Linked DNA regions of Homo sapiens: region 2 is linked to region 1. The links are chromatin contacts, found by Hi-C or POLR2A ChIA-PET in ENCODE. All regions are on one chromosome and are shown on one strand. The core of a region is the stretch at or near the end of the contact, and the rest is flanking DNA. Distances in the headings are between cores, read along the strand shown.

Region 1 (3,576 bases), core at 336-2,835:
CGCCTCGCCTGTGTCCTATGATCATGCTATCGCCATCAGAGAACCTTAGTATTGGCGTATGAAGATATGAAGACTGGGGTGATATTGCACACTTCATAATGAAAGCCTGAAATAATCAACCTTTTAGATTCTAGTTAAAAAAAAAAGCAACAAAAACAAGCAAATGAACCCCCTAAGGACCAGTTAATCAGAAAGGAAAGCCCAAAGATTGTCTACCTCCCTTTGCACCTGGTGGGGTGGGCACCTTTGCAGAACCATGCCTGGTGCTGATAGATTTGGTGGACTTGTGGGGCCAGTTTCAAAAGTGCTGTGGGAAGCCAGGTGGAGAATTTTCAGGTTGCTCAATGGCAGACACGATGGTCTAACTCCAGGCAAAGATCTGAATCTTGGCGATTGGTTTATTTGATCTGCCTAGTCATCTGTTCACTTCCTTCATCTCCTTTCTCCCAAATCTACCCTGCTTGCTGAGCTCAGAAGGCTCGGGGACAAAGCTCTGGCTTCGGCGTCAAACACCCCTGCATTCAAATCCCAGCCCCGTTCCTTACTAGCTGGGTGACTTTGGGCCAGTTACTTAACCTCTCTGATCTGAGTGCTAAATTATTGAAAATGCAAACAGTCGAGAAAAAGTGCTTATGGGAGTTTCTAGGACATAGAGGGTGATCGGTGAGTGCTAGTTTCTTTCCCTCCTGTTGGGAGATATTTACTCAGTAGAGTCTCATGAGAGTTGAGCTATGGTGGTACAGGAAACAGGTCCTGTTAGACATATTGAGAATGTGTGTTCCCATATTGGCTTCAGGGCCATTAATCTCTCTAGGCCTCCGTTTCCTCATTTCATCAGTAAAATGAGAAAAAAAATGGTCTCTCTGACCTCATAAGGATATTCAAGAAAATAAGGTAGTGATCTTTGGAAAATCAAGTATAATAGCCCATTATTGAAGAAAAAGAAAAGTATTCATTTCCAAAAGCTTTCAGGATGTACATATGTTCTACATTCTCTTTAAAAGCATTTGTTTTTCTTGGGAAAAAAATGAAGCCTACAGCTTTTAATGATCAACCACAATGGTCACCATCCATTTGAGAATAATACACACTGATCACGTCCCCTGGCGTGTGAGCTACCCGCGGAGTACTAGCAAGCACAGACTTCATGGTTGTCCTATGTGCAACTGACCTTGACCTCTGATGCTGTGCATCTTGGCACAAAACCAACAGCTTCGTTTTGCAGAGAGCCCATTTACGGGGCATCCTGGGCTGGGGGGTGACTCAGTAGAGGAAAACGTGGCCACCCGGCCAGCTTGGAGGCAGCCACTTCAGCCAGTTCCAGAGGAGGATGTGTAAGAATGGTCAGCCCCAGTGGAAGACCTTTCCTGCAAGGTCAGCGGCAATGATTTCATGACCGGTGGGCCCACCCTGACTGCACAGCCGTGGAAAATCCTCCAACAGAGACGGGAAAGAGAAAAGGGAACCCACCCTACCCAGAAATGAGGCTGGGCTGAGCACAGATGGTGCAGGCTGAGAAGGGCACTGCCAAGAAGTACAGACCGAAGGAGATACTTCCAGCTGCCACCAAGCTGCTGGGACACGGGCGTGCTGTCCTTCTGGTGACAATGAGAGCCATCCGAGGGCCACCCTTGGGATATTGTGCAAATGGCAAGTATTTCAGATGGCCTGTGGGTGTCCGAGGGAAGGGAGCAGTTTCAGGGCTTCTGTTTGAGAGAGTTATTTTTTTTTTTAATGGAAAAAAACACCACCCGCTTTGCCTGTGGAATCATCAGAAGTTGGTGATGATGACAGGAACAGGATCTCAGAATAGGAACCAGCTGGAGATTCATATGGAGAAAAACAAAGGTCTTGATGATTTATTTTTCTCTCTTCTCTCAGCATGTTAGCAAAACAAACAAACAAAAGGGGAAAAAAAGCTTCAATGAACTCTTAAGAAACAAAAATGAAAACACACAGAGCATCTAGGGAATCAGCTTTGCCCTTCCCCGCTCCTGCAGGATTGGAGGGAACTGCAATCATTGTGACCACTGGGAATACTGGCCTCTGCCATAACACTCCAAGAGGCAAGCCCTAAATGGCACCACCAGGCAAAATGGCAGGCCAAGTGGAAAGGCAGGAAGCGGCTTCCACTGGCTGCAAACGCTTGGCTCAACACCACGGGCTGTTTCTGACCATGGAGAGGGCAGCACCTCCAGCTTCGCAGGGGCTGTGTTCTGGGGACAGCCACGGACATCTCCCACCTCATCCCTCCATTCATACCTCCCTTTCCATAGACAGTCGGGGACTCTAATAATCCCCAGCAATGAACCTGGGCCGAGGTGGTCATGGATGGGTGGTGGTCATCGGTCATTGCTTTGTGGGATGTCAAGCTGGAAGACAGGAAGGGTGAAGACAGGGTAGCTGTGGGAGCGCTACCCTCGGGGGCTTGCTGATTCTTATGCACTCTCTCTGGCATTGGAAGGACTTTCAGACTGTTTCAAATTATCTATGAATAAATTTCCTTTTGGATCGTCAGGCAATCAGGCAGCAGAAGTGGAAGATGCCTCCTGAGCCAGCAGAGCCCCTCCAGAAAAATGCCTGCCAGACGCTGGGAACTTGGCTCGAGGTTGGGTCTTCACAGCCAAGGCTTTGGCGTGGAGATCAGAACGGAGGGTTCTAATAGCAACCAGGTGGATGCGGAAGGGCACCCGAGAGCCAGCATCCCTCCAAGGCAGAGCATCAGAAAATGAAAAGCCCTATGATTGCAGGAAATGATCCTGCAGTAGGAAAGACAGCGAACTTTGCCCCCAAGAGGAAAAACATACTTTTGCAAAAGATTTTCTACCAGAAATGGAAGTAAATTACAGAAAGCTGTCTTGTGTTCACAATAAAATTCAAGGACATGTGACCTTAAAATGAGATAAACTTAGATGCAAAGACACAGGATTGCAATGAAAAGGAGACATGGCAAAGATGAAGGCAGAAACAGCCAGGGAGCTCCGTGTGTCTAGGAAGGCCCTGAGGAAATACACCTGAAAAACGGACGGCGGCATTCGCAGCAGAAACAAGTGAAACAGTAGAAAATTGAATCAATGATGTCCAGAAATGAGGGGGAACTATTGTTTGCCAAACAAGAGCCATGTTCCCACCTCAACATTTTCCAGGCTAACGGAATCCTTATCTTCCTCAGAGTCCTGAGCCCTTCTAGGGGGCGGGCGCTGGCCCCTCTTTGGCCCCAGGATGTGAATCTCTGTTGCTTAAGTCAACCACGATGCTCTCATTCGCCTTCAGCAATGACCCTCTTAGGCCTGGTCATAGGATGCCCAGCCAGCCCAGGACTCATGAGGTGGCCTCTGCAGGAGGACATGTGGAGAAGGGTCTCCTCACCAGGAGGAGGAAGCACGTGGAGGAAGTGGTTTTTTTCTGAGACATTATCTTACCTGCACACAATGCCTGTAACTATGTCCTCCCTCTATCCACCAAAGACGGCAGAGAAGAAAGAGGGAAGGAACCTGGATTTAAGCTATGATGTTACTGAGTTAGCCAGTCCTGGAGTTTTCTACCTCTGCCCCCCTTGTTATGAGACACAATGAA
Region 2 (3,576 bases), core at 646-3,145, 120 kb before region 1:
CTGAGTCCCCAACACCCCAGATGAACGTGTCAAAGGACGGCTCCCAGCCCGGCGCTACCATGATGGATTGAGGGCCACAGATTCTGTTTTCTTTTTCTTTTTTTTTTTTTTTTTTTTTGAGACGGAGTCTCGTTCTGTCGCCCAGGCTGGAGTGCAGTGGCGCAATCTCGGCTCACTGCAAGCTCCGCCTCCCGGGTTCACGCCATTCTCCTGCCTCAGCCTCCTGAGTAGCTGGGACTATAGGCGCCCGCCACCGCACCCGGCTAATTTTTTGTATTTTTAGTAGAGACGGGGTTTCACCGTGTTAGCTAGGATGGTCTCGATCTCCTGACCTCGTGATCCACCCGCCTCGGCCTCCCAAAGTGCTGGGATTACAGGCTTGAGCCACCGCGCCCGGGATTCTGTTTTCTTTTAAGTGAAAGAAAATATCAGCCCTACCTTGTCTTTAGTGGAGGAGAAGATGAAAGGGAAAGGGCACGTGGAAACGTGTGCTGGGTGCCCCTGCGCCATCTCCCTGTGTCTGGACCCCAGACACCTCACTGCTCCGGAGGTGCTTTCAGTCCTATATATATTAACCTGAGCTTAGAAAGGAACCTTCAAGCTCCAAAATCTCCTCCCAGGTCCTGGTTAAGAGCCTTTTCACAAATTGGATTCTGCAGTCCTGCATTTTAGTTGAAAATCCCCAATGGAAGCTCTCTGAACTACAAAAGAAGAGACGAATTACCAGGATGCCCCCTCCATAAAATGAAAAAGCCCTACAAGCTGCTGATTAGTCTTTTTTCAGCTCTAAAAGTCAAGGAAGGTCTCGGCCGGGCGGGGAGCTCATTCCTATAATCCCAGCACTTTGGGAGAGGCTGAGGCAGGCTTGAGCTCAGGAGTTCAACACCAGCCTGAACTTGAACTGGCAACATGGCAAAGCCCATCTCTACAAAAAATACAAAAATTAGCCAGGCGTGGTGGTGCGTGCCTGTGGTCCCAGATACTCAGGAGGTTGAGGTGGGAGGTTGGCTTGGACTTGGGAGGTTGAGGCTGCAGTGAGCCAAGATTGCACCACTGCACTCCAGCCTGGGCAACACAGTGAGACCCTGTCTAAAAAAAAAAAAAAAAAAATCAAGGTCTTCATAACTCTAGGAGGCAGAGTGGAATTGAGTCTTTGGCTTCAAGGAGAGAGTGGAGGGAGGCAGCTTAACAGGACGAGAGTAAAGTGAACAGAAAAAGCCTCTCAGAAAAATAAAGGCAGGCGACAGCAAGGAGAGAGGAAAAACCCCCACCTCTCGCGCTGAACAGGGAAATGGGATAGAAAACGTTCCCTGTGATATGCCAACTGAGAATCAACTAGATCTGTTCCACATTTCTTTCTCCTCCTTTTCCCTTTGTACATATTTCCGTGCAGACAGCTTCAGGACGCAGTTCCGGGGAAGCTTATTTCTTCAAAACCCCCCTCTCTCTGCTAGAACAGGCCGTGATTGCTGCGTACCAGCAAGGGGGCAGTCAAGCACAACGCATGAGAAACAAAGGTCCTTCAACCTCCAAGCCCGCAGGAGAGCAGCTCCACTCACTTCCTTTGAAGTGGCCCTCTCTGTTTTTTCTAGGATCGAGAATTTTCCTGTAATACACTGGTCTATTTTTAAACCCACTTTCCATTCGCTAGAAGTAAAGAGTGGAAAAATATAATGAATTGTAGAAAGAAACGGAACATAGGTATAAATGTCAATGGTGGGATTTTATAGGCACATAGAAATCTCCCCTTTAAAAGACACTGCAATTATTTTTAGAATGAGAATTGGTCTCAGGGTGGCCTGAGAGAAGAAATGGGAAAAGAACATTTCAACTTTTACTCTACGGTTCAAACCAGTGATGGCGGTTTGCCATCCTCAATTCAGCACATAAACATGTGGGCTGCCCACCATCCGTGAGCGTGGCAGATACTATGGGAGACGCTAAGGCGACTTAGACAGGATCTCTGCCCTCAAGAGGGTTCCATCTAATTAGGAGGGGACAGACAGACTCACAAATGGCCAAAACAGAAAGTGAAGCCCATCACAGTCACCAGTAAAGTGCAGAGCAAGTGAGAAGAGGGAGGGACCTTCCTTCAGGGGACGGGATATCTCCCATTCCGTGGAGCTGGTGGCACTGGAGGCAGACCTTGAAAGATGACACTGCAGGGACGGGCCGGATGCCCACCCATCCCATTTTCTCTTCCCGGGCCTGTGTTGCAATGAGGTTAGAGTCACGTGGCTGGGCCATGCGATAGAGCCAGTCAGAAGTGGTGGAAGTGAAATATGCCACTTCCGGCCAGGCGCGGTGGCTCACACCTGTAATCCCAGCACTTTGGGAGGCTGAGGCAGGTGGATCACCTGATGTCGGGAGTTCGAAACAGCCTGATCAACATGGAGAAACCGCATCTCTACTAAAAATACGAAATTAGCCGGCCGTGGTGGCACATGCCTGTAATCCCAGCTACTCGGGAGGCTGAGGCAGGAGAATTGCTTGAACCTGGGAGGCGGAGGTTGCAGTGAGCTGAGATTGCGCCATTGCACTCCAGCCTGGGCAATAAGAGTGAAACTCTGTCTCAAAAAAAAAAAGAAAAAAGAAAAAAAGAAATATGCCACTTCCATGTCTGACTGTAACACCCCTTGTGTGGCCATCCAAGCTTTCCCTTTCTCTTCCACACAGAGCCCACATGTTTAAGATAAGTGGTAGAAGCCAGTATCCTTGAGTGCTTGTTGAAAAGAGCTGTCCAGGAGAGCTACCCAACCCACATCACACTATGATGTAAGAGAAGATAGAATTCAGCCACTGAGCTGCTGGGGTGGTTTGTTATAGCAAGTGGTGTCTCTTAGGACAGATGAATAGGTTTTGACCAGTGAAAATGTGGGACCTCTTCCCTGAGTCTCATTCTGCCGAATGTGCTGTTATTAGGACACGCACCACATTTACGGATATCGCTTGTTTGAGGCCAGCCATCCAAGCTTCACTATTTGTACCATGAAAAGGACCTCATCTATCTTGCCCTCCCTCCCATCCCTAGAACCTAGCACAGTGCATCACATACAGTCGGTGTTTAATAAATGGTTTGTTAAACAAAATGGGTAAGAGGGGGCTTTGTTTGGGGAACATCCAATAGTCTAGTTTCAGGAAAGCATAGGATATTTCTATCTAAAGGAGATGGGCATTTAGGTGGGCCTCTGTGGGGACCCTTAACAGGGTGTCAGGAGTTGGCGCTTATTTTGCGGGGCTGTATCCTGAAGCCTTCCCTCCTTTCCTATCCGCTGCAATACTTCATGGGCGTTTTCTTTTGTAAACTTCAATAACTTATTACTAGTTGCCTGTATCTCTAGTCCAACTTTCAGCCTTACTTATCCTAAAAGAACAATAGAGAGAGAGAGAGAGAGAGAGACCTGTGATCCCTGTAATATGAACCTGCTTGTTTAAAGATGTTAGAAAACCTAACTCAACTGACTTTAGGTTAAAAACCACTGGCTCATATAACTGAAAAGTCCAGGATAGTTATAACTGCTTCAAGCATGGACAGATCAGGGCTCTCAAACAGTGTTGTCAAGAATTTCTGATTTT

What was found. A loop is a pair of places that touch in the nucleus more often than their neighbours do. ChIA-PET counts read pairs that join two places held with the same protein, here RNA polymerase II (POLR2A). Pooled maps may share reads with other maps.
Region 2: a pooled map shows a loop between it and region 1 (2.1-fold over the local background). The contact joins two enhancer-like sites. A Hi-C loop is called at or near these places in 3 of 168 maps with a recorded cell type or tissue (HepG2, K562 and sciatic nerve) and 1 of 50 pooled maps. POLR2A ChIA-PET finds 5 or more read pairs at or near these places in 1 of 52 experiments (BJ).

The regions. Positions count from the first base shown.
Region 1 is chr12:124,173,331-124,176,906 of GRCh38, forward strand. The region is part of intron 3 of ZNF664-RFLNA (ZNF664-RFLNA readthrough); the gene reads left to right. Among named protein-coding and RNA genes, the nearest start is that of RFLNA, 120 kb to the right of the region's middle. Within about 2 kb of position 1,586, at least 2 of the 41 ENCODE cell types and tissues checked have a DNase peak (open chromatin) inside an H3K27ac peak, as active enhancers do.
Region 2 is chr12:124,052,561-124,056,136 of GRCh38, forward strand. All of the region lies in intron 2 of ZNF664-RFLNA (ZNF664-RFLNA readthrough), which reads left to right. Among named protein-coding and RNA genes, the nearest start is that of ZNF664-RFLNA, 81 kb to the left of the region's middle. Within about 2 kb of position 1,896, at least 2 of the 41 ENCODE cell types and tissues checked have a DNase peak (open chromatin) inside an H3K27ac peak, as active enhancers do.